4 separate regions of the Homo sapiens genome follow, and regions 1, 3 and 4 are each linked to region 2. The links are chromatin loops, found by intact Hi-C in ENCODE. Cell type or tissue: natural killer cell. All regions are shown on one strand.

Evidence for each region. Hi-C counts contacts between places; a loop is a spot of excess contacts. Peaks named below come from ENCODE experiments on the same cell type or tissue, not always from the same donor. Only the 100,000 strongest peaks of a DNase experiment are listed, where the experiment ranks them.
Region 1: a loop joins it to region 2, with 2.9 times the contacts of the local background. A loop is called at or near these places in 5 of 110 quality-filtered maps.
Region 3: it touches region 2 in a loop (11-fold over the local background); 5 of 110 quality-filtered maps call a loop at or near these places.
Region 4: it touches region 2 in a loop (3-fold over the local background); 7 of 110 quality-filtered maps call a loop at or near these places.

What each region holds. Positions count from the first base shown.
Region 1 is chr10:4,128,760-4,136,759 of GRCh38, forward strand. No RefSeq gene overlaps it. Among named protein-coding and RNA genes, the nearest start is that of LINC00702, 110 kb to the right of the region's middle. In natural killer cell, no CTCF peak of the experiment used is centred here; DNase peaks (open chromatin) are centred at 2,162, 3,002 and 3,352; H3K27ac peaks cover 1,236 bases.
Region 2 is chr10:4,230,361-4,238,360 of GRCh38, forward strand. The region is part of intron 2 of LINC00702 (long intergenic non-protein coding RNA 702); the gene reads right to left. Among named protein-coding and RNA genes, the nearest start is that of LINC00702, 9.6 kb to the right of the region's middle. In natural killer cell, a CTCF peak has its summit at 4,495; a DNase peak (open chromatin) is centred at 4,551; H3K27ac peaks cover 1,073 bases.
Region 3 is chr10:3,218,824-3,226,823 of GRCh38, forward strand. No RefSeq gene overlaps it. Among named protein-coding and RNA genes, the nearest start is that of LINC02668, 35 kb to the right of the region's middle. In natural killer cell, no CTCF peak of the experiment used is centred here; a DNase peak (open chromatin) is centred at 3,458; H3K27ac peaks cover 1,090 bases.
Region 4 is chr10:3,868,926-3,876,925 of GRCh38, forward strand. It overlaps LOC124902541 (a long non-coding RNA gene), which reads right to left and starts at 6,403. Exons shown (of 2, transcript XR_007062365.1): 1 at 6,135-6,403; 2 at 5,203-5,518. RefSeq lists enhancers at 778-1,277, 6,285-6,614. In natural killer cell, no CTCF peak of the experiment used is centred here; DNase peaks (open chromatin) are centred at 4,986, 6,356, 6,756, 7,316 and 1 weaker place; H3K27ac peaks cover 3,186 bases.

The DNA.
Region 1 (8,000 bases), 100 kb before region 2:
AGTGAGGACTAGGAAAACGAGGCTGGGACTTGCTGAGCTGCATTTCCAGAAAGTCAGGCATCCTTAGCTTCTAGATGTTTATTAAGCAGACCCAGACTCGGGAGTGTCTAGATATCCCGATATCTGGAGAACAAAGGCATTCCTAATTTTGCTTTAAAGATAATAATATCGATTCTTGCAAAATATAGTAATTGAGAAAATTAATCCTTTATCACAAACCCTTGTAGCAGAGCTTATCTCTTCATGATCTTTTTTATCCTACATATACAAGTATTGTACCTAGGGTGGACACATTCCTCCTCTTACTTTCGGGTCTGTCCTACTCTGTCTGTGGAGTAGCCGTATTTTCACCACTTTACTTTCTTAATAAACTTGCTTTTACTTTGCACTGCAGACTCACCCTGAATTCTTCCTTACGCGAAATCCAAGAACCCTCTCTTGGGGTCTGGATCAGAATCGCTTTCCTGTAACAACTGGGGCCAGAAAGAAGAAACAATAGAAAAACTGATGAGTTCACATGATGTGACTTCAGATTAAGGATTTAAACACAGGGAACTTCATTATCCTGCCCATTGAAGACTAAACCTGTCCTGTTCAGGAAGTTAGGCTATCTCTCTCCTGGTTCCTCAGAGGGCAGAGAACTGCTCAGTTTGGGTTTGGGTTTGGTAAGCCTGGGTGACCCCACTATGATTTGTCTGGTCTGTTGCGATCGCAGGAGTTTAGTCCAAAATAATGGCCTCAAATTTTGTTGAACAATCTATACGGAAAGCAATATCCACCTCTGAACATTTCACAAAACACATCAGTGTAAAGTGTTGAGAAATCTTTTTAACTTAAAAAAAAAACAAACAAAATCTCAAGATTTCACAATGTTTTTTGATTCTGACATCTCTCCCTCTCCCACCTCCATCCCCTTCACTCAAGGTGCACCTATCAATAGCTTGAAAAACACAAGTGTGGGATAGGCTGTTTTGGATCATAAAGTTCTGCTCAAAGGGTGAATCCATTAGCCACAAGTCACTGGAGCTACTGTCTGCAATGACAAATTTGTTTCCACTAATTGAGAAGCCAGTAAAGGCATCAACTACAGATGTAAAATTTTCTTCATGTACAAGAAGGGGGAAAAAACAGTAACTCCACTGTGGCACTACCACTTTGCACTTGCTATTTATGGGATGGTTTTCTTCACAAGGAAAAAAAAAAGTACAAGTGGGAGCATTGGCAACTGTTAATTACAATGAGATAATGATCATTCGATAAGGAAAGAAATGGATTATGAGTCAAAAAATAAATATTGTGGAATCTGCGTGTAACACAATGTTTATTTTGGCACTTTGACTCTCCCACTAAATGATCTACGGGCAAAATTCAGTTGCAGACCTGCGATCGGGGGCTCCATGCCCCTATGACTTGTGCTGTCTAGATGGTGAGAGACGCTGAGAAGCGACCGCAGGAATCCCATCCTAGAGTGGTGGCCTCCTCTAGAGTGGTGAGACCTGTGACTGACTTATTCTAACCAATGCAGCGGCAGGGATGGCAGGTCCTTGTCTTGATAGAACAGCTGCTTCTGTGGCAGGGATGTGGTACAGCTGCCACAATATCATCATGTCTGTGATATGAGAGATCGAAATAGACACCCCTATATCGACAAACATGGACCCTAAGCTAAAGGGAACGGAGTTACCTATGTCTCAAAGGTTCAGAGCCTGGCTGGTGTGGCAAATTTCCAAATTTACACAGGTACAAAACAAACCACACTCGCTAAGCTCCCTCACAATGGTTGCTATCAGACCCCTCAAAGCTCTGATTTGCAACCCAGACCACTACCATTCTGATAGCTTTACAAACATTCTTTTCTGATAAACAATGGCAGACTTGAAGGCAGCTTCAGCAGCTTATAGAGGCTGTGCACAAACTGTTTTTGTTTCCTGCAGTTCATCTGTTGACATAAAGGGCTAATCCCACCTCATTTTAATGCTGAAACCCTGCCCCAAAGTGAACACGGGATGTATGTTACATACACATTCACCCATTGCACATGCGTTCCACTCTCCTCTTAAATATGTATAGCTTTTCCCCCAAACTTGCAGACCATGTGTGAGTCTATTGTGTAATAAGACCCCATGAGGCATAAAACCAACCCCTTCCTTCCTTCCTCAAAGAGAGAGCACCTTTGCCTCATTCTACGTAGTTCCTGCTGGAGTCTCCTGTGGTTGTGGTTGGGTCGTCTAAATTACTACAAAGAGCAAAAAAGCTCTGACATAAAAATGGTCTCTTATTTTCTTAATCTTTGTGTTTCTCAGGTGCACTGTTGTGAAGAGACCTCAGCATACGTGTCCAGAGCAGTTAGTAAACATTTAGTGAAAATCCATAAAGAATTTGTAAATGCTCTCTCTATAAATCCCTACCTGGACTCTTTCATTTTTTCCCCCAGTTTCCAGTAAGAGTACAAAGTTATGATTTTTACACGAAGATTTGTTTTCATCCCCTATTACTGTACCTTATGACATCCTGGCAAATAATAACAATAAGAAATGGGAACGATAACAGTAATTCTACTTTTGAAACACCTTTTGTCTGTAAACATATATACACTTTCTGTAAGTGTCAAGGGATATATTTAATCATGATACTAATCCCCGAGAACTTTGTGTTTTGTCTCAAAATTCAAATAGACACAGGGCCCTTTGTTTGGACTTAGTTGGTTGCACAACGCTTCCAAAGTTAGCGTGTACTGTGAAGTCAACTGGGATTTTCAAGACATTTTTATGTACACTAAATATGTCTTAACATGATCTTAATGAAAGATGTAATAATTGACTGGCAGATGGAAGAGGCAGCAAGAAAATTGTAGTTTAGTAAAATAAAGTTTCACATTACTATATCAATATTAGGTTTTACACTAAAAGGAAAGCTAAATTTAGGAGCTTTATTACATACTAGCATTGACATGAGTCATTTCCTCTCCATTAAAGCAACCAAAACCCCAACTTCCTATCTTAGGCTATAATCTGCACCAGCCAGCAGATTTCAGATCTCAATTCTGCATGTTTGAGTTCCTCAAAAAAAAAAAAAAAAAAAAAAAAAAATCTCAGTTTAAGTTTGTACTTTCAGTGGAATTTTAAATAATTCCAAGAATGAGAATAGCTAACATCAAGCATCAGATATTAGTCAGAACAGTTTCACTTTGAGCAATAAAATTAGATCTCAGTTGAAATTTGCAGATACTGGGAAAGGAAAAGTGAAGTACTTACATCTTCACAAAATAAAATGACTTGTATCAAATTGAGCACACCCACTAACACAGACACTCACAGACACACACAGCGAGACAACACAGAGATACAGATGACACACACACACTCACAGACATATACAGCGAGACAACACAGAGATAGAGGACACACAGACACACTCGCAGACACACATGGAGATAGAGACAGAGGCACAGACACAGACATACACCAACACAGACACAAGCAGAAACACAGACACAGACACACACACACACACAAGGAGATGCACAGAGACACAGACACACACACACACACCAACACAGACACAAGCAGATGCAGAGACACAGACACACACACATAGACACACACCAACACAGACACACAGAGACACAGGCACATATACACACACCAACATAGACACAAGCAGATACAGAGACACACACACACACGCACAGACACCAACACAGATACAAGGAGATACACAGAGACACAGGCACACACACACACAGACACACCAACACAGGCACAAGCAGATACACAGAGACACAGGCATACACAGAGACACACCAACACAGACACATGCAGATTGTGTGAGACAGACACACGTGCACACAAACTTCACCAACACGCACACACCCAATAATGATAAATGCTTCTCCACTTCTGTGTTTTGGTGACACTAATAATCTTGTACTTTCTTTGACACAGTAGCCCATTTTCTGTTCAAAAGCAACAGAAAAATATGTCATCTAGTTTACTGTTTTTAGAATTGTAGGATATTTTTGTTTCAGCCTCAATAAAATTACTTCTAAGTCCTTCTAAGTTTTGAGTGTCTTCTAATTTCTTCATTCCTCTAATGAAAGGTCCGGTCATGTGTAGATATCACCCCTGTGGGGACCCCCTCACATTGCACCTGACCTTGGCTGTGCTGCTGTCTGCCTGTGGATGGAGTGGATTGACAACGGTGGCATTCACATGATGAGAAAAATGCTCCTGGGGCCGCGCTCCTGGCGAATGGCTTTGGAAATCAACAAAACACAGTCCCACTTTTGTCTGTGACCAGTCTTCATGGCATATCAGTTAGAGTGGTGTGCTAAATTTTGAGACCAGGTGGACAGAAGTGAGTTAAATGTTTTCAAGTGATCAATAAAGACAAATACCTTTATTGGGTACTCATCTCAAGCTCTAGGAATGGAAAAATACAAAGATGCGTAGTCCGTATTACTCCTTCAAGGAGTTTAATAATTAATTGAACATAAAATTCCTATATATGTGTATAAATACATATATTTTAATACCTACACAATGAAAACATCATTGTGTAGCAAGTAGTCCTGTAGGAAGGTTAAAACCTTGTTTTCATCCTTATCTTATTTTTCTCACCTCTCGTAATCCAAACTATTGAAGGACATTGTTGAAGCGAGTAACAAGGACTAAAGGACCAGAAGGTCACAAAAAAGAATGCATCACTGAAGAAATAAAAAACTAAATAAATGACTCAACTTTTTCTCACAAAGCTAGTCAATAAATTCAATGTTTTAAATGTGACCTGTGGACACCATTTAGACAGGTTTAGAAATATTGTATGTTGTTGAATCTGAGTCTGAATGGATTCAATGACCTTGTGAAGGAAACAATGACCCCTATTTTGTCTAGTGAAACATGTAGCATTTACAAGCAGAACCTACTCCAATTAAAATAGAACTAAAATTAAATTACTTAAGCATCCAGCATACTAAAAAAACTAAAATCATCATTTTACTCACAAGGTAGAATCAACCTAAGTTATTTATCTCTGTATCCAATCCTTAAATACTTCGTTAAACTTGCAAAATTTTAAAGTTGAATAAAATTCATCAACGTTTATCTGAGTGTGTTTCTGCTGTGTGCACATATAATTTAATATAATAAAATACTTATTGGATTTTGACATTAATTTTCATCTTAAATGAAAGCTGCTGCTATTTCTTAAATTAGGTAGACAACAGAGCAGTCTCTATTATAGTACAGTTAAAATCCTCCTCTGTGAGCCTATCTTCTGTCCTGGAATACACATTCATTCACTAAAGGTTAATGAGCACCTACTAGTCCACCAACTTGTGTTAAATCAATTTAAAAAAATTCCAGCCCTCATGGAGGATACTTTTTACATAATTAATTATAAATATAACATGTAAGTAAATTATATGGTATTCCAGAAAATGATAAGTGCTAAGAAAAAAATAGGGTAAGAGGTATCTTAAATGTTGGGTTTTGAGGGGTTGGGTTGGAATTTTGAGAAGAAAAAAAAACTGCTTAGTGTAGACCTCTAGTTGAGGAGATAACTTTTGGTAAAATCTCCATCATTAAGAAGGCCCTAGACTTTGGACTTCTCAGCCTCCATATGTATAAAAAAAATTCCTTTTTAAAATAACTTTCTCAGTTTCAGATATTCTGTCATAAACAACGGGAAATGGACTAAGACACTGGAGCCCAGGTAACATGACGCAGGGGGAGATGGTGATGTCTTGAGTGAGAGCAAAGACCTTCAGATGAGATCCAGTGCGTTCAGGGTGGTATGGCCACAGACAGAACAAAGACCTTCAGGTTGTAAGTGCTCTCATTCTGCATCTTGAAGGAAAAGACAAGTGTCCTTCAATAGTTTGGATTACAAGAGTTGAGAAAAATAAGATAAGGATGAAAATAAGGTTTTAACCTTCCTACAGGACGAATTGAACAGAATTTTGATCAATGGAGAGTGTGTGATGAGTACTACAGTAGGATCAGATAGAAGGGAGAGGACAACACCTCCGTTTTAGAAGTAATAAGCTGGGTATTTATCAGAAAACCAGGCAGGCAAACGGACTAGAGTTAATGAGCACGTCCAGCTCCAGGAAAGAAATCTGAGCTGGGGATGAAATCTGAGCACCATTTGCATGTGGATGTTCTTAAAGAATGCATGAGGCTAGATGTGATCTTGAGGGGCCAGAGCATAGATGGCAAAGGGCTGAAGAAGGCTCACACCTTGAGGCACCAGCAAGCAAGAGGCTGGGAACAAGAGCAGGAAAAAGCAGAGAAGCCCAAGGAGATGGGATCAATGAGTTCAGGGGAAAAGGGGCAGACCTGGGCAGTGTCCTAGAAGCTAAATGAGAGCAGTGCTTCAGCTAAGAAGGCATAGCAACTCCTTTATATGAGGAGTGAGAATTAGCCATGAAACTTCACAGGCAGGTCATCGTTGGTGCACTGGACAAGAGCAGTTTGGTTGGAGTATGGAGGTAGGGTGAGATGAAAGCCTCATTGGAGAAGGTTCAACAAGAATAGAGTGAGAGGAACTTCACACAAAAGGTATGGGTGATTATTTGAATGAATTATATTGCAAAAGGGAGCATAATCTTAGCTGGTAGAAAAAGTAAATCAGAGGAGCTATGTTTGCAAAGATGGTATGATAGCATGTTTGCATGCTGGAGGGAATGATAGGGGAGAGAGAGAAAATGAAATAATGTGGGAATAAAAAAGAAGGGTTCCAGGAGCTGTGTCTTTGCAAAGGCAAGAGAGGATGACCTCTACGAACAAGTGATTGGTTTTGCACAGGGGGAGGGATAATGTATCTATAGGTATAGATGGGAACTTAGAATGGATGGTTACTGGTGGTGCTACGTGGGAAGCTATGAAGACACAGAAGTTCTCTTCTGATTTCTTCAATTTTCCCAGTAAACAGAAGGCACAGTCATCATCTGAAGGTGATGAGGCCGTGGGAGGTAGTGAAGATTTCTGTAGAGGAGAGCTATTAAGTGAGAGTCTAGAGAACAGATAAGGGAAGTGGAATATAGAATTATAACGTTATTACAATGATTGCCAGGCCACCATCAGGATGCAGTTGTGTTGTGATTGTCAATGTTTGAAATGACAACACTCAGGTTGGTTGTGTGATTTCCTGTCAGTGTCAAAGGCACAGCTGCCGTTGCTCTACATAAAGACTGTGGCTTGACCAGGTATCCCAAAACTAGACAGGGACAAAGGAATGGAGGGTTTAGCCAGCCAGAGATCACTGGGCATTGTGTAAATTCTTTTACTATGGAAGATAGTTGTTGAAACAAACAGAAAAAAGACAATGTGGAGGACACAGAGAAGGTAGAAGAAAACTTAAACAAACCCACCTTCTTCTAGACTGTCGAATATACACACACCTACTCAGTCTGTAAGCATGAATGAAGGAGATTATATGGCAGTCTGTAAAAGGGAACACTGGAAATAGAATATTAAACATCACTGCTTTTCCTGCTACAGGTGATTAGTCAGGGGCCATCCTTCTTAGGCCTGTGGCTGCAGAAACCACTGCTGATGAAACACCCTTATGCTACTATTTTAGAACAAACCATTCTCTGGTTTTACTTCTCTCAGGGGAAGACTGAACACCCGTGTTAATTATTATGCAGAGCAGTTTGGCTCTTGTTTCTCTAAAGAAGTCTAAATCACCTATGTCAGGAAACCTTGCCTGCCATTATGAGACCAACCAATTAAGGCATTTTCCTTAGGCCTATAAATCCAAACTCAAAGAGTAGTTTTTAAAATAACCATTTCCTTTTCTTATTATAGTATCACTTAGAATTATCTACTCTATTGTAATTAATTGGTCAATTGTCTGCTTCTCTCATTAGAAATCAAGGTCTTTGAAGTCAGGTACTGTGGTTTGTTCACTATTGTTTGCCTAATATGAAACTATTTGGACCCTATCAAACATCGTTCATAAAAATTAATGCCAGGTGGGTTACAGATCTAAATGTG
Region 2 (8,000 bases):
TAAGCTATATTTTTTCTCATCAATTTAATCTGACAAACCTTCAGTTTTATAATTTTGTATTATCCCTAAATCTGATTATGTCACAGATGTATAATGAACAAAGAGTGATTATACAATTTGCTGCTGTCCTATTGCATTTGAGAATCTGTCCATAATACATTCTTCTTAAAATCTTTTCTTAGTATCAGAGTGATGCCTTTCAGTTTTAGAAGCGGACAGTATTTCTGAATAACTTTTCCCTTTTTTTAATTGAAAAGTTCCTTTCATTACAGATGAGTTTTGTTTTTAATTACATGAGTGCTATAAAAACTTTGTTTCCTTCCCAGCAGTTATGATGTTATGAGTGGGGCTGTAGCACCTCCCTCAATAAGGTGAGGTGGCCTTTCAGATGGTGACATATTGACATATTAGGGATGAAGCTGTGCATGGGAATTTCTCCTTCTTTTACAAGGAAGTGTCTACTCTTCATTGCTACAATTCAATTATTCTGTCTCTCTCAAGACAATGGTCAATCTATAGGGTTTGTAACTATGACCCACATTGAAAAATGCTAAAGGTATAAAAAATAGTTTTGATCCTTTGATCATCATGATCAAAGAGTTTTTAGACATATTTAAAGAAGAATTTTACAAAGTGCTTTATGTATTCAAAATAAAATTTTGCTAAAGACTTCATCTTCATTGTTACTGAAAAATATATTACTTTTTAATGAAAAGAATGATCTTGATTTAAATAGTGAGATCCTTTAATTTTATTTTACTTTTCTATGAGAACTAGAGAAGAAAAAAGTTGATGTTCAGGAAGCTAGGAGCCTTTAGCACTTAAAAAAATTACTGAAAGAAGAAAAAATGAAAAACATTGTAATATAGGTCTAAAATGTTGTTTTATTGAGATACTCTGCTACTTGTCAGCATGATTTTTATTATAAAATGAGACACACATGGAGTGTAGATAGAAATGAAAAACATTTCAAGCTTTGCCTTTTCTTTTATTGCTAACATACATAAAATATGTCAGTGGAACATTTAGCACTAAGCTTGGCATAGTAAGTGGCTGATATTAGTTTCATTCTCCACACCAAGTGTTTTTTCTTTCTTTTTTTTTTTAAAAAAAAAACTTACATCCCAAAGTTTCTTTTATAAAAAAAATTTCAATGCAGTATGGTCAATATTTTGACTTTTGCACAGAGACTGATGGCCTGGCTCTGCCCCATAGAGTGGAGGAACCCCCGGGGAGGTTGTATTACCTCGAAGGGGTGGGCGAGCCAGGGCTGCTGAACCTGTTCGTGCTAGACCCCAGGTCCCCTGTCCGGCTCTGTGAAGGGCTCTCCAGGGGTGGCAGAAGGGTGCTGGGAGAGCTATGCTCGGGAGAGAAGATGAATGGACTTGGGGAGTCCTGGAAGTTGGTGCACCAGGTCCTGGATGCCTTAAATAAAACTTCTCGAGACAAAGTAGAAGCACACCTCATTTTACTGCACTTCAGTTGATTTCACTTTGCAGATAATGTGTTTTTTACAAACTGAGGGTATGTGGCAACCGGCATTAAGCTCATCAATTGACATCATTTTTCCAGCAGCATGTGTTCACTTTCTACCTCTGTCACATTTTGGTAATTCTCATAATATTTCAAATGGTTCTATTTTTATTGTATCTGCTATGGGGCTCTGTGATCGGTATCTTTATGTTACTATTGACCTTGTTTTGGGGCACCATGAACTGTGCCCATATGAGACTGTAAACTTAATAGATAAATACATGTTTTCTGACTGCCCCACTGACTGGCCATTCCCCCGTCTCTCTCTCTCTCTCTCTGCTTAGGCCTCACTATTTCATGAGACACAATAATATTGATATTAGGCCCGTTAATGACCCTACGATGGCCTCTAAATGTTCAAATGAAAGAAAAGTTGTACCTTTCTCACTTTAAAACAAAAGCTAGAAAGAATTAAGCTTTGTGATGAAGGCATGTCAAAAGAAGAGATAGACAAAAAGCAAGGCATCTTGCACCAAGCAGTTAGCCAAGCTGTGAATGCAAAGAAGTTCTAAAAGGAAATTAAAAATGTTACTCCAGTGAACACATGCATGACAAAAAAGCAAAACAGCCTTATTGCTGATATGGAGAAAGTGTGAGCATTCTAGACAGAACATAAAACCAACCACATTTCCTTAAACCAAAACTGAATCTAGAGCAAAGTCCTAACTCTTTTCAATTCTATGAAAGCTGAGAGAGATTAGGAAGGTACAGAAGAAAAGTTTGGAGCTAGCACAGGTTGGTTCATGAGGTTTCAGGAAATAAGCCAACTCTATAACATGACGTGTAAGGTGAAGCAGCAAGTGCTGATGGAGAAGCTGCAGCAACTTGTGCAGAAGATCCAGCTAAGATCACTGATGAAGGTGGCTACACTAAATAATACATTTTCAATGTAGATTAAGCAACATTCTTTTGGAAGCAGACGTCATCGAGGACTTTTACAGCTAGACAGAAGTCCAATGCCTGACTTCAAAGATTCAAATAACACGCTAGCTCATTTAGTAGGAGTTAATGCAGCTTGTGACCGTAAATTGAAGCCAGTGCTCATTTTCCATTCCAAAAGTCTTAGGGCCCTTAAGAATTGTACTGAACCTAATCTGCCTTGTGCGTTATAAATGCCTGGGTGACAGCACATCTGTCCACAGCATGGTTTACTAGACACTTTAAGCCCACTGTTGAGACCTACTGCTCAGGAAGAAAAAAAAAGAAAGATTCTTTTAAAAATATTAGTGGTCCTTAACAGTACCACTGGTGACCCAAGAGGTCTGATGGAGATGTGCAAGAAGATTAATACTGTTTCATGTCTGCAAACACAACACCCATTCTGCAGCCCATGGATCAAAGAGTAATGTTGACTTTTAAGTTTTACTACTTAAGAAATACTTGTGATATGGTTAAAACTGCCACAGATAATGATTCCTCTGATGGGTCTGGGCAAAGTAAATTGAAAACATCTGGAAAAAATTCACTACTGATTGTTACCATTTTTAGCAATAAAATATTTTTAGTTAACTATGTACATTTTTTAGACATCATGCCAATGCACAGTTAATAGACTATAGTATAGTGTAAGCCTAACTTTTACATGCACTGGGAAACCCAAATACCTGTGTAAAACTTGCTTTATTTAATATTTACTTTACTGCAGGGGTCTGGAACCAAGCCCGCAAGACCTCCAAGCTGTGTCTGTGTTGTCAAACACAGCACCAGAGGCTCAGCTTTCTCCTGCCCCTGAAGGGAAGGGAAGCCAGGGCTATCAGCCTTCTCGGGGGATGCTGCTGTGTCTCCATGAACAGCAGCTCCACTGGATAAATGCAAACACCCATCATTCGGAAATGGACTTGCTTGCCCTGTCTTAAATATTTCATTAATCCATTTTCAGGTTTGCTGTTGCTAACTAAATCTTTTATTTCTATGTGTAACATTCTACCACAAGAATAAGGTATCATACATATTTGCAAAAAGGGAGAAAAGGTAAAATATGAATAGAAAGTTTTATGTTTCTTAGCTAAAAAAAGAAGCATTTAAATTTTACACAAAGAAGTCCAGGTATGGTGGCTCACACCTGTAATCCCAGCACTTTGGGAGTCTGAGGTGGGCAGATCACTTGAGGTCAGTTCAAGACCAGCCTGGCCAACATGGTGAAACTCCGTCTCTATTAAAAAAATAGAAAAATTAGCTGGGCATGATGGCACATGCCTGTAATCTCAGCTACTCAGGAGGCTGAGGCAGGAGAATCACTTGAACCCAGGAGGAGGAGATTGCAGTGAGCTGAGATCATGCCGCTGCACTCCATCCTGGGCGACAGAGTGAGACTCTGTCTCAAAAATGAAAAATAAGAAATAAATAAATAATAAAAATAAACAAATACATTTTACACAAAGAACCACCATATCTAAAGCAAACTATAAGTAATACATGAATTATTACAAATAAGGAAACCTGGCATAGCATATCTTATATTGATGGTGAAGAAAATTGTGTGTCAAAATTGGATTAGCAAGTGTGTAATACAATTTTATTTTTTTGAAGGAATTTTTTTTTTAAATTTCTGTTTTTGACTGCAATACAGTTGACCCTTGAACAACGTGGGGGTTAGGGTGTTACCCTTGAGCTCTTGAAAACCCACTGACAAATTTTGTCTCTTCAGAAATGTAACTACTGCTGTTGCTGGCATAGCTGCAGTTATAGCCTCTCCAATATCTTTTTCTTTTTTTACAATGATCTTTAGGCTGATTCATTTATCTTAAAACAATGGGAAACCCCAGCTGCAGACCTCAATCTACAGTGCATATGAAGAAATTTGACTGATTTTGTAATGTCATGAATTTTCTCTGCTTCTTGGGAGCCTTCCAACATCACCAGTGGCCCTTCGTGTGGGTTTCATGGTGCTATTCAATGTTTACCATATCGCACTAAACACGGAAATTATGCAAGAACTGCGAGATCACTTTTTACTACAGTACACAACTAACTAGAGACACAAACTGCCCACGTGGCAATGATCAGAATTGCAGGGCTTTATGCGGAAGCTCACAACACGTGGGCTCACCACAATAGCAGTGGGAGGTGCCTGTGAAATTATCATGGTAGTGCAGTATGTGCCACAGTTACTTTTATGCGGTTATGACTTAATACTGCATTTTTACATTGGCTTCTATTTCCTTGTCTGTAAATGGTGCCATGTACAAACTATAAGAGTTTGTGACCACATGCTTTGATAAATGTTAACCTCATTTAATAGATTTGCATATATTTATAGTAGTAAATGATAAAATAGAATAGTATCTACATATATTCTATGTATTCATGCCATACTTGCTTCTTAATGTTTTAATATTTCTAGGCTACATGTTGGTCTACAATATTTTTCAAACTGTTATAAATTTCCAAAAACATTTCCAATATAGTTAGTGAAAAAATTATTGTCTAAGTGGACCCATGAAGCTCAAACCCATGTTGTCCAAGTGTCAGCAGCACTGTGGTCAGTGAGGTTATAGTTATTTCCTTTTGTAGTTCTGTGGCCATATAAATTTGACATCATGCTAGACGTTCAGGTCTGTTTATCCATAAACTTCTGTGCATGGGCTCTCCTCCCAGCTCAAGTGGATTGGTGAATTAGTGGAGTCAGTGCAACAGTTGGGATTCAGGCAGGTCAATGATTGTTTCAGGGAATCCAATACATCTTCTTCTCTTCATCCAAATAAATAAATGTTATTGTTGCCACATTCCTAGTTCTCAAATGCACCTGGCCAGGTGCTGCCCATTCTTAAATGCTGGGCTGTTTCGCAGACGGCTGCCCTCTTCACCTTCCCGGGGGTTCTACCTCAGTCAGAGAGCACTGGGCTCAAACTGTCCTCGCATTATGATCTGGACATCGGTAGTCTTTGACCTAAAGAAACACAAAATGTGTTCAGGGGACAAGTTTCATTTACAGAGACTTATCAAATAAGCCATAGTTTAGAAAACTCTCTCTGCTTTCTTCTCTCTTGGACTTTACAGTTCTATTAAAAGTGGCTTAGCTTACCAGGCTTTGAGGTTTACATGAATCAATGCTTCTCCATTGGAAAAATGAATCTCAAAACCTTTCTAGTTGGACAAAATCTTCCAACCATTTTTTGACCAGAAAGATGAGAATTTGAGAAGCCAAGTCACTACTCTTGTCACTTGCCAGAGCAGCGTCCCCAGAAATTTCCACTGGCACTCTGGCAAAACACCTTCACTCACAATGAATGGGGACTTAGGTGTTAGTTTGATTGCTTTTGACGGTCTTGATTCTTCCAGGTTGGCACAGAGAACCTGTAACATAACTCCAGAGCAGCTGTTTTCCCTTTTCCTGACAGTATGTCACGTCAAAAATTCTACCAGGCATCACTACTGATCAGGCATAAAAGCACTCTGAATAATAATAACGTTTTATGTGGTTCTTATTGCAAGAGGTAGAATGTTTTTGGGGGTGAGTAGAATTTACATTTGAATTTAAATTTCTGTTCATTTGAATTTAAATTTCTGTACGTTTGTGTGTTGTGAGTGTGTAGGTTTTTTGTTTTTAACACCAAGTATATGTTACTTAATAAGGCAAAATCAGTAAACGTACTCAATTTTGAAAAAAAAAACTATAATTAAATGTGTTAACCGATATTTAATTTATGTGGATAAAATGGTGAGCAAAAGCAAACTTTAGAATTACAGTTAAGACTGAGACAGAAAGCTAACTCTTCATTGACCCTTCCTTAAGAGAAAGATTCTCTCTCTCAGGACTTTAATCTGACATGGTTCCGAAAATAAAGATGTGTTGTTTTTTGAAATTAGAGATTGAAAGATGGTTATTTTAACAAACTGATTGGACCTTTTTCTAAAAAAAAAATTATTTCCATAGGTTTTGGAGAACATGGGCTATTTGGTTACATGGGTAAGTTCTTTAGTGGTGATTTGTGAGATTCGGGTTCCTCCCTTCACCCAAGCAGTATACACTGAACCTGATTTGTAGTCCTTTTGCCATTACCCTCTTCCCACCTTTTCACCCAAGTCCCCAAAGTCCATTGTATCATTCTTATGCCTTTGTATCCTCATAGGTTAGCTCCCACTTATGAGTGAGAACATGTGATGTTTGGTTTTCCATTACTGAGTTACTTCACTTAGAATAATAGTCTCCAATCCCATCCAGGTTGCTGTGAATGCCATTAATTCATTTCTTTTTCATGGCTGAGTAGTATTCCGTCGTATATGTCTACCACAGTTTCTTCATCCACTCATTGATTGATGGCATTTGGGCTGGTTCCATATTTTTGCAATTGTGAATTGTGCTGCTATAAACATGCATGTGCAGATGTCCTTTTCATATAATAACTTCTTTTCCTCTGGGTAGATACACAGTAGTGGGATTGCTGGCAGACTTCATTACCAAGAACCCAAAAGCAAATGCAACAAAAACAAAGATAAATAGGTGGGACTTAATTAAACTAAAGAGCTTTTGCACAGCAAAAGCAATAGTCAGCAGAGTAAATGGACCACCCTCAGAGCGGGAGAAAATCATCACAATCTATAAATCTAACAAAGACTAATATCCAGAATCTACAAGGAACTCAAACAAGTCAGCAAGAAAAGAACAAACAAGTCAGCAAGAAAACAAACAATCCCATCAAAAAGTGGGCTAAGGACATGAATAGACAATTCTCAAAAGAAGATATACAATATACAAATGGCCAACAAACATATGGGAAAATGCTCTACATCAGTAATGATCAGAGAAATGCAAATCAAAACCACCATGAGATACCGCCTCACTCCTGCAAGAATGGCCTTAATGAAAAAATCAAAAAATAATAGATATTGGTGTAGATCCAGTTAAAAGGGAACACTTCTACACTGCTGGTGGGAATGTTTCTAGTATAACCACTATGGAAAACAGAGTGGAGATTCCTTAAAGATTGTAACTATATTTTTTTAAATTCAGAAAAGAAATGGTTGTGTCTCAGTTTTTACTGTTACTGCTTTTGTTGCTCCTAGACCCATTTCGCATTCCCTTTGTTATTAGGGTCCACAGCAGTGTTCCCAGTATTAATGTTACCTGGAAACCTCAGCCTAGTGCAAACCCTGAGAGCCCGTAACAGTGCAGACTGGCAGAGCCTCCCACAGTCATTTGGCTCAGAGCCTTACTCAGCACCGTGCCATGCAGGTGTGCAAGACATGCCCTCTTATGGGTCTTGGGACAGAATTTACAATCAAACAGAGATATATTTCCATTCTCATGGCCAGCACCAAGCATATACCAGGGTTATTCTAGCATTCTAAGAATGTAGGGTCCCTTTTTTCCTTTCCGTGAAGACATTGGGGAACAGTTGTCTCACCAGCCAAGGGTGACCTCAGAAACAGTCTTTACACCAAGCTTTGCTTCAGGGTCTTGCCTTCCTTGTCCCTAGCAGCAGCACTGCCCGTGTGTGCATGGTCACATACTGGTGTGCCCACTG
Region 3 (8,000 bases), 1.0 Mb before region 2:
AGCAAGTATCTGTCCATCCGTCCATCCGTCCATCCATCCATCCATCCATCCATCCATCCATCCATCCGTTTGTCCATCCATCCATCCGTTTGTCCATCCATCCATCCATCCATCTGTTTGTCCATCCATCCATCCATCCATCCATCCATCCATCCATCCATCCGTTTGTCCATCTATCCATCCATCCATCCATCCATCCATCCATTCATCCATCCATTCATCCATCTATCAATTTATCCATCCATCCATCCATCCACCCATACATCCATGCATCTATCCATCCATCCATCCATCCATCCGTCTATCTGTTTGTCCATCTATCCATCCATCCATCCATCCATCCATCCATCCATCCATCCACCTACCCACCCATCCATCTATCTGTTTGTCCATCCATCCATCCATCCATCCATCCATCCATCCACCCATCTATCCATCCATCTATCCCGTCTATCCATCCATCCATTTATCCATCCATCCATCCATCCTTCCATCCATCCATCCATCTATCCCGTCTATCCATCCATCCATTTATCCATCCATTCATCCATCCATCCATCCATCCATCCATCCATCCATCCATCCATCCATCTACTCATCCGTCCATCTACATATCTATCCATCTCTTCATCCATTTATCCATCCGATTATCTATCTGTCTGTCTGTCTATCTATCTATCTATCTATCTATCTATCTATCTATCTATCTATCTTCCCAGCTTTACTGAGGTTTACCAGACAGAAAAATTGTGTATATTTAAGGTGTACAATGTGATGTTCTTGTATACATATACATTGTGAAATGATTGCCAGAATAAAGCTAATTAACATATTCATCACCTCTAGTCACCGTTTTGGTCAAAGAGTAAAAGCAATCTATTTAAATCAATCAATAAAAGGCGTCAATAGTCTGATTTGTGATTTCGCATCACGTTGCCAAACTCACATGCTGAGTGATTGGATGGTGGTTCAGTGTGAAAACAATTGTTGCAGGTTTTTTTTAACATAAACATGGTGGACAAACTCTTAAATGTATACATTTGAGAAACTATACCAGCCTTCTCCTTGTGAAGGTGCTTGAAGTTTAATTTTTCATTTTTCACTATGCCTAAGGCAGAGTCTCATACTAGGTTTTGCACAAACTTAATACATTTTTTAGTTGAATTAAATTAGTTGATGACATGTAAAAATTCTCAAATCAGATAATTTACAACTTGAAGTGCATTTGACTAAAATAATGTCCATGTGCAAACTTTAGTCCATGAGACTCAACACATTAATACGGATTTTCTAACACTCAGTGTATTAGGAAAATTATAATTAAACTTGATTTACTTAGAATTATTATTCTAATTTCATTCTGTGCAGCTTCCATCTGTTTACAATAAAAAACAAAATGGATGTTTTATTGTACAGCAGCGGCAAATAGTAGCGAGCCCATACATTATATAGTTAATGCTATTTACACAGGAGAAATGTATAGGACAGCTGCAATGGCCAGATTGAAAGCATAATTCAGTTAAAGATTTTGCTGCTGTTGTGAACCCTGAGAAACTTCACACGTGGAATAGAGTCTCAAGACCGAATTAGAGCTTCAGTAGCCCATTGCAGTGCATGTATGGTCATTCATAATGTCCAAGGACAAGCATGTGGACTTAGAAAAGCATGGCTTCCTTGACTAGAGCCAGAAAATTTACCTATTTGTCACCATCAAGGAAAGTTATTGTAGTCAGACAATCAAATTTTCACCAAGAGACTTAAATGGATATGAAGGTAAAATGGGTTTTTCATTTTGAATGTCACTGGTCTAAGAATGTAGGTCCATTCCACTCCTATTGACTTGGAATTAGGGAAACAATAAATTATTACAATATATTAATTCAGATTTCAATCACATTATGCTCATTCAATCAGTCTTTCATTAATAATGGTACATCAAATGAAATGCAAATGACCAGAAGTGATATTAATTATGAATTAATAAACTTTCTCTGCAAAGTAGCTTCCAGGAATTTAACTAATTTCAGCTCACACATTCAGGTGAATGCATTTTGTTGGATGTATTTTGTTGGATGTCTATGGTGTATCCATCACAGTGCTAGATGTTATGGGAGCCTATCAGATGCATGTCAATCACAAGGATTGATGTGTGTCAATCACAGGGATTGACTCATGTCAATCAGAGTGCTAGATGTTGTGGGAGCCTATCAGATGCAACCTCAGCAGATAGAAGCTAGACCTCCCAGAGACTGCTCAGCACAGGAAGGACCATTTGTATGGTTTGAGTCATCAGAGAGGCATAGATGGGGGTGTGCATGCAGGAAGAGAGAAAGGGGAGGAGTAGGAAAGGGAAGATGAGTATTTAGAGGAAGAAGATCCTATTGCAGCCCATAGTCATTGGGCTGTGATTTCAGAGTAACTAACATTGGCTCCAGGGAGGACTCATGGCTCTACCTCTTCCTGATGTGAATCCCATGCGGGGCTCTGGCCTGATTAGGTGAACCACAGCAACCCCTTCCAGAGAGCAGATGCTTAATTTTTAGGCTGTGGTGATAACTAGAATAACAGGACCTAATAATAATGGGGCAGAAAAGAAGTCAAGGCAAGGGATCCCTGCAGCTCTCAAGCTGTTCTCTCTGCATAGGCTTCATAGGGGGAGAGCAAAGGGGCTTAGTAAATGGGCGGCAGGATGGCCTGAAGTAAGATTGGAGGCAAAGAGGGTTAAAGCAAGCAGAAAGCCAAGTACCACCCATCACCAACACCATCATCCTCACCATCATTATAACCATCACCATCACAATCAGAAACACCATCACCACCATCACCAGCATCATAAGCATCACCAACACAATCAGAAACACAACACCATCAAAAATGCCACCAGAAACACTATCAACAACAGCAAAACTATCACCATAATCATCACCAACACCATCAGAAACACCACCAACACCATCATCACTGTGACCAATACCACCATGAACACCCACACCATCATGATCAACACCATCACCAACACCATCAAAAATGTTGTCAGAAATACCATTACTAACAGCAAAATGATCATTACCATCGTCAACACAATCAGAAACACCATTATCATCACCACCAACACCGTTATTATTGTACTAGTCCATTTGTACACTGCTATAAAGAAATACCTGAGACTGGATAATTTATAAAGGAAATAGGATTAATTGATTCACAGTTCCACATGGCTGGGGAGGCCTCAGGAAACCCCTTCCGAGGTTGGGACCATCTTCAGCGGGAAGGAAGACACTGCCTTCCCCCAGCATGCCCCTAGCAAAGACAGCACACCCTTAAGTCAGATTCTACTTTAAGAAACAGCAGGAGGCGCCCTTGATCTTTCAGCAACTCCGCGTTGGGTCATCATTAAATGATTTGAACCTGTTGAACTTGTCATGTGTCTTCTATTTGGAGAGTGAGCTTTCCCTTCATAATTTCTCCGTGATCTTGTGGTGCTCTGTGAGATTCTTCTTGTTTATTTTTGCCCTTGTTCTCAGCCCACAGGTGTTGTCATCGCTGAGGTAAACCCCGGGTCTAGAAATGTGGGTCAAAATTATGGTTTCTCTTTTGGCTTTTTTTAATGTCACTTCCGAAGTGTTTCGTATTTCAACATTTCTTGCTAAGATACTAGTAGTTTGGGAAACAGTAGATCGTTCTTAAATGAAATCACCTTTAAAACAGGTCAGTTTCGGTGCTACTGTAATTGCATTTGACATTTTCCTTCAAACTAAGTTGCACATTGCTAACAACTTAAATAAACCTTGCTCTTTGGAGATGGGATTGAAAAATGGACTTGTCCTGTGATGTAGGCGAGGCTGGCTGGGTAAACTGAACTTCCTAATATAAAACAATGGAAAGGAGCTTACAAAAACAACCCTGATCTCTACAGCCACTCAGATGGTTTTCTTTTTGCTCAACTGAGTGTCAGTGTCTGGATTCCTGCAGACAGGGAGCATTTCCTCCTCCAGGCTCTGTCCTCCGCCCTCCTCTGCAGAGTTCTTTCCCTTCTGTCAGTTTTTCAGTTACAAGGAGCCTGAAGTATTCTCTTTTAGAAAGAGCGTCTGGCATATTTTCAGATGTCTTGCATCCCTGGGGTCATCTCTCTGCCATCTTCACCACTCAGCATCATTGCCCTTCATCTACAGCAGCTGGTATTGCATGTTTCTTTGTATATGAATGAAATTAATATTCTATTACTACATTTTCTGTCCTCCCCTCTACCCTATGCCAACCACCTGCATACTTGCAGGAATTTTTGTTTAAATATTATTCTTCATTCATTAGTTTAAAAATGTTGCCAGAATGATCTGCCTAACACATTGTGGGCATGGAACTTGTGTAGCCTGCGAGGTTTGCTTTTCACGTTTTCTTTGCTTTTTCCCTATTCATTATGGAATCGACTCTAGGAAGCTATTTATTCGTGTATTCCCTCTGCTCCCTGTCACTTAGTGCAGAGCCATTTTGCCCACCCTTCATCTCTTCATCCTCTTCCTCTGACTGTCAAGCTTATCACCCAGTGACTGGCTTCATGATTCAGCAGCAGCAATTATGTTATTTATGGCTCCAAACACATTTCAACTCTTCTGTCTTTATGTTGTTTATGTTTTGGGCCCTACATTCAATTCTCGGTCCAGTTATGCAGTGGTCTGTTTTCAAGTTCAGGTATGTTTCTGGAAAATGGGTTCTTTCAGTCCATTCTACACAATTATTTTAACTCTCATGTTCCATAGTTTCTTCTTGACCCTCCCTTTTCCCTTCTGATGATCTACTCCTCCTTCATGAGGTCATGACCTTGTGACCTTCTACTGAGGGGTTTCGGTGCCTCTCTTGGGTCCCATTAAACATCACTCCCAGAGATGAGACCTTGCACTGCCCTCAAGCCCTGACATGCAACACACACACATTTTTTTCTTTTTTTTAGGCCTTATATTGTTTGTTCTCTCTTAACTCATTCTTGTGCAAAGTAAAATGTGGGAAGACCTGCCTTTGCCAATAACAAGGTGAACGGGCGACTTAGGTGACAGCTTCATCTGTGTGGCCTGATCCTGTCTGTCAGTGCCACTCTTATTGGCCTTTAATGGGCTCTTTCTCATCCTCTGACAAAGAATCTTCATTTTCACCTTACTCCTTGGCTCAATATCTCTTTGAGCTAACACTAAAACTTTATTATTAACAACCTTACTTTTGAGTAAATTGCCATTACTAATTTCCTTGTTGGTGAAGATTTCCTAAAGAAAACAGAAAACTTCTTACGGTTGTCTTCAGATACAGTATTGGGTAATTTAGGAGACTTTATTTTCTAGAACGTTATAACAAAATAAGCTAATGTCTGACTCCTCACTGGCTTGATTTTTGAGATGTTTAGTCCCCACTTAAGTGCCTTAAATAGTGTTCGTGATGGTGATGGTGTTGCTGCGGGTGGTTATCTGGGGGTGGTGATGGTGATGGTGTTGGTGGTGATGGTGTTGGTAACGATGATGGAGATGATGAAGATGGTGGTGATGATGGTGATAGTAATGCCACTGGTGATGGTACTGGTGATGGTGATGATACCATAATGGTGTTGGTGATTGGTCCATTGTTTTTGATAGTGTTTTTCTGATGGTGTTGGTGATGATGATGGTGATGATTTCACTGTTGGTGATGGTGTTTCTAATGGGGTTTATGATATTGTTGGTATTGGTGATGTTATTGGTGTTGATGATGGATATGATTTGGTTCTGTGTCCCCACTCAAATCTCATTTCAAACTGTAATCCCCACATGTCTAGGGAGGGACCTGTAATCCCCACGTGTTGAGGGAGGAAGGTGATTGGATCATGGGGGCAGTTTCTCCCCTGCTTTTCTTGTGATAATAAGTCTCACGAGATCTGATGGTTTTATAAGTGTCTGAAAGTTCCTCCTTTGCTCTTCTCTCTCCTGCTACCTTGTGAAGAAGAGGCTTGCTTCCCCTTTGCCTTCTGCTATGACTGTAAGTTTCCTGAGGCCTCCCCAGCCATGTGGAACTGTGAATCAATTAATCCTATTTCCTTTATAAATTATCCAGTCTCAGGTATTTCTTTATAGCAGTGTACAAATGGACTAGTACAATAATAACGGTGTTGGTGGTGATGATAATGGTGTTTCTGATTGTGTTGACGATGGTAATGATCATTTTGCTGTTAGTAATGGTATTTCTGACAACATTTTTGATGGTGTTGGTGATGGTGTTGATCATGATGGTGTGGGTGTTCATGGTGGTATTGGTCACAGTGATGATGGTGTTGGTGGTGTTTCTGATGGTGTTGGTGATGATTATGGTGATAGTTTTGCTGTTGTTGATAGTGTTTCTGGTGGCATTTTTGATGGTGTTGTGTTTCTGATTGTGTTGGTGATGCTTATGATGCTGGTGATGGTGGTGATGGTGTTTCTGATTGTGATGGTGATGGTTATAATGATGGTGAGGATGATGGTGTTGGTGATGGGTGGTACTTGGCTCCTTTTACAGAGCAGGACCCAGGAACAGAGAAGGTCAGGTGCCCATGAGCATATCAAAAAAGGTATATCCCAGAAGAAGGCTGAAGACTGGGTACATTGATTTCCTAAAGAAGACAGAGTCACTGCTTAGCTCTACGTGCTACTGTTCACAAGCATTCCTCTCCATAAAAATAGTTATGGTAACTTAAAATTGCTTTTCATTTTTTACATTGTATCATTAACTTTGTCGATCTTGTGCCCTGTTCTTCCACTGCAAAGCAGACTCCTTGGAAGATAAGATGGCCCCTTACTCTCTCTAACAACAGACTTCCAAGAGGAATTTCTCTATGATCTTGTTCCAGGAATGTGTTTCCCAAGAAGCAAGTCTGGATTCATCTTATGTACACTCCTGGCCTGTCTCTGGTATGTTTTCCTGGCTGGAGAATCTTTTGACAGCTCAGAGCCCAATCTGTGGCTCATCTCTAATGAATGTGCAGTATTTCTTATTTGCTTCTTGTTTTCCCTACCTTTCTTCGCGTTCTGATTTCATCATTCACTTCATTTTTTTTGACAGTGAGGTCGCTTTTATTATCATCCTCATATTACAAGTAAGAAGGAGCACCAGCATTTCAGTAGCTCTTCCTGTCAAAATGGCAGGAGCAGAATCTCAGCCTGCATTTGTCTGAAAATTATGAAGTAGATCTTTAAAAATATTATATTTCAAGTTTCAACACTAAATTACTATAAGGACACAAATAAGCTTTGGATATTTAATTTTTTTCTCACTTGAAAAGATGAATGTGTCTTCCTCTTTCATAGATGGCCTGTTATGATGAATTCAGCAGAATATAGCAAGTAACTCTAAGCCTCTAATTTTCTTTTGTATTTAACTATAAAAATATTTTAATTAATAAAATAAAAACACTCACGTATAATTTTACCACCCTAACACACTACTAACATTCTTACCTATTCTCTTCCAGATATTGTCCTTATGCCATTAAAATTGCATAAGCATATTCAAAATCAATAATTTATATTTTTGATTTTTACTGTTGAGTTTCTAAAGTCCATATATTGTTATAAGCCTCTTTAAACCCTTCTTGCAAAAGACAAAGAATAAGAGGATAAAGAATGTATGGAACCTGGCCAGGTGCGGTGGCTCACGCTTATAATCCCAGCACTTTGGGAGGCCAAGGCGGGCAGATCACCTGAGGTCAGGAGTTCTAGACCAGCCTGGCCAACATGGTGAAACTCCGTCTCTATTAAAAATACAAAAATTAGCCAGGTGTGGTGGCAGGGTGCCTGTAATCCCAGCTAATCTGGAGGCTGAGGCAGGAGAATTGCTTGAACCCAGGAGGCGGAGGTTGCAGTGAGCCAAGATCACAACATTGCACTCCAGCCTGGGTGACAGAGTGAGACATCGTCTCAAAAAAAAAAAACAAAAACAAAAAAAGAGTATGGGAAACTAACTTCAGTGCTGGAACATAAGACAAGGAAAAAGACGAGTCAGAAGTA
Region 4 (8,000 bases), 360 kb before region 2:
CAAGTTACAAAGTCCAGCTGACACGCAGAGGAGCAGAATTGAACCTCACCTTTTCAAAGAAGGATTGTCAAAGGATTTGTAGATATATTTTCAAGACACCACACAATGCATTTGATGAGATTCTGATTATAGACCCTTTGGCATATTTTATGTGGACTGTAAGGAACTGGGAAGGATCTAATATTTTACCCTATTTGTAAGGTTTCAAGTTAGCCTGTCCTAGTTTTGTGAATGCTGACAGAAGATATGAGTACTCTGGGTCAAAGACCAAAAGGACTTTATGACTCAAGCAATAGCAGTAGGCAGAGTATCAGCAATTTTGGTTCTCCTACTCCCCACCCCCAGAGGGTGACTGAAGGAGGGTCAGGTGACATTTGCACATGCAGTGGATTGCATTTCAGGAGGTGAACCTAAACTTGGAGGATGGGAAGCTGCCTTTCACAAGAAGCAGTAGGCATACCTGCCCTTTGCTTTGAAGGACACACAGTCTCTGTCTTCCAAAGCTGTTCACTATTTAACTATCTTTCACAAGATACTCCAGGACAAAGACTCTCACGGCCTCTACTCAGAAGATGTGCAGACATGTGAGGGTCATGGAGAATTCTCTTCCGAGTTTATGATAAAGGTGGTTGCATTAGTCAGGGTTCCCAGAGAAACAAACCAATAGGAGATAGATAGGTGGATATTTTAAGGAATTTGCTCATGGGACAGTGGAGGCTTGGTGAGTCCAAAATCTGATGGGGGTGGTAAGCAGTCTGGAGACTCAGGAAAAAGCTGCAGTTTGAGTCTGAAGACAGTTTCGTGCAGAGCCAGAAAGGGCTGATGTTGCAGATGAAGTCTGAAGGCTGTTTGCTGCTGAATTCTCTCTCGCTTGCAGGGAGGTCAGCTTTTTGTGCTCTTCAGGCCTTCGGCAGATCGGATGGGGCTCACCCATATCAGGGAAATCTCACCCAAAAATATCCTCACAGAAATATCCAGAATAAAGATTGACCACATATCTGGGCACCATGGCCCAACCAAGCTGACACATAAAATTAACCGTCACACTAGTGGTATGATTGCTTTATTTAGTTGCAAGAGTTGAAAATAAAAAAAAAAATTAAAAAGGCATTTGGCTGAGGGGCACGGAAGGGCAGCCTATATTTATTGTGAAGTAATGTGTTCAACTGTGAGGGTTCATGTCTGAAGATAGTTCTAAATAAAAAAAGATGATTTTTCTTAATTCCCATTGCCCCATTTCAGATTCCCATTTGATAATTTAAACAAATGCATACTAGCAGCCAGATGCGGTGGCTCGTGCCTGTAATCCCAGCACTTTGGGAAGCTGAGGCAGGTGGATCATCTGAGATCAGGAGTTTGAAAGCAGCCTGGCCAACACGGTAAAACCCCATCTCTAGTAAAAATACAAAAATTAGCCAGGCATAATGGCAGGCACCTGTGATCCCAGCTACTTGGAAGGCTGAGACAGGAGAATCACTTGAACCTGGGAGACGGAGTTTGCGGTGAGCTGAGATTGCACCACTGCACTCCGGCCTGGGTGACAGAGTGAGACTCCATCTCAAAAAAAAAAGAAAACAAAAATGCATACTGGCATGGTCCACCCTAGTCAAACAGATTCAAAGAACTACAGACTTGGAGGAGACCCCAGAGATAATATAATTCATCAACATCATGCTACAACTTTCTGAATATCATGCAAATAGTTACCTGTAGAGCTGGGACTTAAAACCCAGGGCTCATACTCTACTCTGTCCAAGAGCATTAGAACTGTGGCTCACGGAACCCTGGGTTCAACAGAGGTTCCTTGGGAGCCTCCAGGAGGATGGGCATGGGCAGGGCCCCAAATTGGTATTCACTAGAGGGGCTTCATTTCAGTGTGAATTTTATATTGGAATACTGTGTAAGGTCCCATTTGAAAAGGGCTTATTTTGCCAAAGCAAGCTTGCAAATGACTCTCGTTTGCGATGGATATTTTTGTTGCTAGTGTTGGAAGTTAATACGTTCAAATTACATTTGAGAACCGAAGTTCAAAAAATAACCTTCCTTTAGAATTTTTTTGAATTTTAATAATTTGATCCAATTTGAGTTTATAAACTCAAGGAAAATATTAACTCATCAATTTAGTAGTGTGTAAATTATTCTATTCCATATTTATTTTATTCTTAAAAATCATGACCATAAATTTAATAGGATAATTCAAACTTTTTTTTAGTAAAAAGCAGTATATATTCATGAAGGAATATTTGAAAATACAGAATAACAGAAAAAAATGTAAAATATACCTACTACCTAAACATACCTTTATCAGTATTTTTATGTATCACCTTTCAGCATTTTTTTTCTAGGCAGATGTCTCTTTCTCTACGTAGTTGTCAATAAACTGTGTACTTATGCACAATTTCATGTGACCATTTGTGCTTATCATATACTCAAGGCCTTCTCTATGTCATGGAACGACCTTGGAAATATAATATTGAATGACTATGTAAGCTTCCACAAAGTGGTTATACCAGTTTTTAACTAACAACCTCTTTTCTGTTTTTGATTTTATTTTACTGCTAAAAATTCAAGCTGGAATAGTACTGCTGGGAACCAAGTTGTTTCCCCAACGCCTGCCAAAGTCCTCTATTGAATCCCTAACCCCTGGTGCTGTTGTATTTGGGGTAAGAAAGTAATTAAGGTAGAATGAGGTCATAATGGCAGGGCCCTGATGCAATAGGATTAGTGTTCTTATAAGAAGAGACTCCAGAGAGTGAACTTCCCTCCGCTCCTCTCTCTCTCTCTGTCTCCCACCAAACCCACCTGTCATACAGCAGCAAGAAGGCTGCGTCTACCAGCCAGGAAGAGAACCCTTGCCAGAAAGTGAACGGTTGGCACCTTGAGCTTGGACTAGCCACCTCCAGACTGTACCATGGACTTTGCTATTGTTAGTGCAGAGCTACCAGCTCTGCATGTGACTATCTGAATGATGTACAGTCTGTAGTATTTGCCATGGTAGTCCGAGCCACCTAAGACAATCTCACTGTGCATAAAGATCTTCTCCTTCGTCCCCCATTCCTCTCTCTCCTCTGATCACACGTGTGCTTCCTTGTCCCCACAGGCTTCACTTAAAAACCCAAGTTCCATGAGAAAATAATTTGGGAATTCAATACGGAGATGGCAAAGCATAAAGTCCAGCATGGGGACCCCTGAGCGTGGGCTCCTGCGACCTCAGAGGCCACTCCCCTGGGAAGCCACCCCGGTTCTGGACGGCTTCTGGGTTCCTTTCTGAGCCGAGCACCGTAGCCTTGCTCAGCCTTGGCGCCTGCCAACAAGTGCTCTGAGCAACTGATAGATGTTCAATAAATGTCCCCTGCGGTTAAATGTGCCTTGATATGTCATTGAGAGACCCTTAGCTCTACGTTGAAGGGAGTCCAAAAGTCCTCTGGTTAGGAATGCTTTCTTAGTGGTTCTTTTATCATTGACTATTTATTGAAAAGTAACCAGAGAATTGCAGAAATAGAAAGCTGAAAGGGATTTCCTCCCCAGAAGTTTTCAAGGTTGTTCTTGACTGTTGTAAACAAGGAAGCCAATACTTTAAAGAAGGCATTTGAAGAAGTTTAGGTGAGGTGAGCAGAGCTGTTCTCATGAGGGAAAGAGGCAGCCTCTCTGGAGCCACTCCCCAGAGGTCCCCCACGCCTGAAAAGGAATTTGAAGACTAAGGATCTAGTCTAAACTCCTCATTCGAAATGCTTATTTATTACCCTCTTAGGGGATCTTAAAAAATGACAGAATTCCAAATTTAAACAGAAAAAAGCACTATTCTAGAGTTTTTAAAACGCCAGGATACATAGTCCTATACTAACATGAAATATTTACTTACCAAAATCTTTTAAGAATCTGGGAACCAACAGTTTAGGAGAAGCATGGCTCTCGGCTCGGCTACAAAAGGACTGCTCTGTCCATCTCTGTGTGACTTGATTGATGGCCGGAGACATGAGAGAGGAGGAGGAGGGGGTGGCTCTGGAGAGCGCAGGTGAGGTCGGCCTTGCGCCTCTCTCCTGTGCTGCGGGCCCCAATCTGCATCCCTCCCTTCCTCTGAGTTGCTTTACTTGGTGTACAACCGTCACCTTTTCTTGCCTTTTCAAATGAGATGAGATCAGTTTCCACATAACTGAGCCAGCTCATGTAATTATTGCCAGGCACTTGACATTATATTGCATTCTGTTGTCTTTTTGTGTGTTCGTTTGTTTTATCATATTCGATTCCTTTAATAGCTTCATCCCTTCATCCCACACATGGCTCTCTCCTAGGTGCACAGCGGTCTCCTCAATATCAGGAGATGCAAAGGGAAGACATAGTTGTTTCCTTCCAGCAGGACACAATGAAGCCAGAAGATTGAAATTACAACTCAATAAATGTTTGTGTGTCTTTTAATAATGATTTCAAAGGGTTGCAATGTTGAAAACAACAAAACAAACAAACAAACAAAAACAACTAACCTCCTTTTAATAGCCCATTTAAAATTGTTTGGTAAATATTATGGATGGATCTTTTAAAAAAATTACTTTATAACTTCAAAACATAAGTGAGTTAAACATATGCTTTCTGAAATTTTTTTCATGTTAACATTTTTAGAAAAGGTAAGTTGGCCTTTAAAATGCTATCATAGTGAAGTTGCGTCATTTGAAACAATGTTCAATAAATGTTTTTGTTAATTATAAATAGGTTATGATTTGGACAGTTAAGAAGAAGACAGAAACTAACAGAAGATAGTAGAAGACACAATGGAGATTTTGAAAACTTAGCTTAAAAGTTTTATCATGAGATTAATAAAATATGTCACAATGCTTTTTTTCTTACAAGAAAATATACAATTTTTCTCCCCGCAGGTCCTCATTCTTTATTCTTTTTCTTAGAATTCATATGCTAAGTTTACTAGGTTCCTCTTTTCAGTATCTTTATTTACAACACTGTCACTGTTTCCATAGATACACTGAAGGTCGGTTTCCATAGCAACACTCTTGGTCTCCTAAACAAATAGTATCATAGTGTGAATCTTGTTTCAGTGTTATTGCACCATGTTATTAGATACAGAATTCAAAAAAATAACTTAAGCAGGGTTTGAAACAAGGTGGGTTGGTTTTATTGCTTGGTGCTTTAGATATTACATTTCAATTTCATATTAAATATATATCCATCTGAAAAATAGCGAGGCTTTTGCATAGTAAACATGATACCAATTTTATTCACAAGTTATAAAACACTGTAATTTAATAAGAGGATATTCCAATACATGAGACAGACGCAGGCAGAGGCTCACTGTCTTCAGATTCAAATGACTACTTTTCCGTTGGCTGGATGATTTAGCCTCCCCAAACCTCCACAGTCGTTTATAACCTACCCACGGTGATCATTACCTTTGCCATTTTTGCATTTTAAGTCATTTCTACCAGTCTTGTCTTTTATTTCATAGCCCCAAAGGAACAGCTCTGAAATAGATTTCAAGGAATCTTTACTACTTCCTATTTTGCTCCAACTGAAACAAAAGAGAAAAGTAACTTTATTAGATTTTTGTTTTTTGCCTTTAAATTTGTTTATCATTATCTTTATTTTTATTTTATTTTATTTTTTGAGACAGAGTTTCCTTCTTGTTGCCCAGGCTGGAGTGCAGTGGCATGATCTTGGCTCACTGTAACCTCTGCTTCCTGGGTTCAAGTGATGCTCCTGCCTCAGTCTCAGAGTAGCTGGGATTACAGGCATGCACCACCACGCTGGCTAATTTTTTTTTTTTGCTTTTGAGACAGAGTTTCACTCTTGTTGCCCAGGCTAGAGTGCAATGGCACGATGTTGGCTCACTGCAACCTCCACCTTCCTGGTTCAAGTGATTCTCCTGACTCACCCTCCAGAATATCTGGGATAACAGGCATGCACTGCCATGCCCGGCTAATTTCTGTATTTTTAGTAGAGACAGGGTTTCTCTATGTTGGTGAGGCTGGTCTTGAACTCCTGACCTCAAGTAATCCTCCTGCCTTGGCATCCCAAAGTGCTGGGATTGCAAGCATGAGACACCGCACCTGGCCCATCATTAACTTTAATTTCTTCTCTGAGAAGCAAATCTTGTGGACTCCTTTAGAAACGGAACTGAGCCTTACCTCCAGCTCACAACCCACGTCCGGTAAAATAGTTTTGTGTAATTGATTAAATTTGACTCCTAGGGGTGAGTTTTCAGCTCACATAGGGAAAGGAGGGAAGCAGTGCCCATCACAGCGGAAATGTGGACACTGCTTTTATTTGAGGGAAGGAAGGGGAGCTGTCTGCACAATCCCATGACATTGTGGTTTTCTGCCAGATGCTTGGAGACAATGTACTCCAGTGCGCACACCTGCTTCTTTACACTCTGACCCATTTAACAAGCTATGTCAGAAGCCTGCTTTTTCACTTTCCTTTTGAGTATGTCCTCCTTTAAGGACATATTTATTAATAAATGGGGTTTCCCTCCTAAATTTGGCACTAAAAGGGATTGGTATGCAAATACAACATAGTACTTGGCAAATGTAAAAAAAAAAATTGTACTGCTTTGGGGGAAGGGTCAACAATGAACTAAAGGTGGTGACAAATGTAAACTCAGGATGCCTTAGAGTGTGGGTGTTAGGCAGTCAGACAGGTAAGTGTGAACCCCAGCTCAGACATTTAGTAGCTGTGTGAATTGGGGCCCTGACTAGACTCCCCTGAGCCTTGGTTTCCTCATCTGTAACATAAGGAAAATACCACCTACTGTGCCGAGTTGTTGAAAAATCTGAGATGTTAGAAGTCACCTGCATTTTGAAACTTGAAGTGATGCATTTTTTCATCATTTCTGATTTGTCCCATGCCTACAGGAAGAGAGTGTGCCACCTTTGATCACAGAGTACTTTCATTTTGCTGTATCTGTGGTTACATTTTATTGATGTGCATGGCCATTGTTACATTTTACTGATTTTCCTTCCTTATCAATTGGATCTCGAGGTTCAGAAAGTGCCAGATTCCTCTGTATCTGCACGAAGATGCATCTATGGAAGTGCATCTCCCCTGTCATGGAGATCCTCCAGCTCCTCCAGCTCCTCCAGCTCCTCCAGCTCCTCCAGCTTCTGCCCATCACCTTTCCATCTCCTGACCTGACTCCTGGCTGAGGTAGTGTTTTCCAATCAAGACAAAAGCTCCTGAGAGCTTCCATCAGTGTGGTTCCCGGAATAGTCAGCTGACTTGTAAATGGAAAGCCCTAGAGAAAAACAAGTCCTTCTCTGATCTCAATCTTAGCAGTATCACCTAAGCCAGTGTTTCCAACCTTTCATGCACACAGTGATCACCCATGGGCCTTGTTGAAAGGCAGATTTTGGCTCAGCAGGCCTGGGTGGGAGTTGAGCCTCTGCCTGGCTGATGAGCTCTCAGGGGATGACCAAGTACCTGGTCTAGGAGCCTCACCTCCAACGGGAAACTCTCCAAAACACAGATTTTTATCAAATTTGTTCAAGCCCTAATTAGAGGCCACCACCCAAAACAATGGGTCCCCAGATGACTTTAGCCTGGGCATATTTGGGGTTTTTCTTCTAGTATAAGATTCAGGCTATCCAGCCTTTTTTTTTTTTTTTTTTTTTTTGAGATAGAGTCTCACTCTGTCTCCCACGCTGGAGTGCAGTGATGTCATCTCGGCTCACTGCAACCTCTGCCTCCTGGATTCAGGCGATTCTCCTGCCTCAGCCTCCAAGTAGCTGGGATTACAGGCACCCACCACTGCGGCTGGCTAATTATTGTATTTTCAGTGGAGACAGGGTTTCACTATGTGGGCCAGGCTGGTCTCAAACTCCTGACCTTAGGTGATCCTCTCATCTCAGTCTCCCAAAGTCTGGGATTACAGATGTGAGCCACCCTGCCAGGTCGGTCCAGTCTTAGTTGAATTTGGCTTCCTTGTACGATAAAGAGACTGGGCTGACTGGAATCTCTCGGGTCCTTTTCAATAAGCAAATGCAGCATACTTTCTT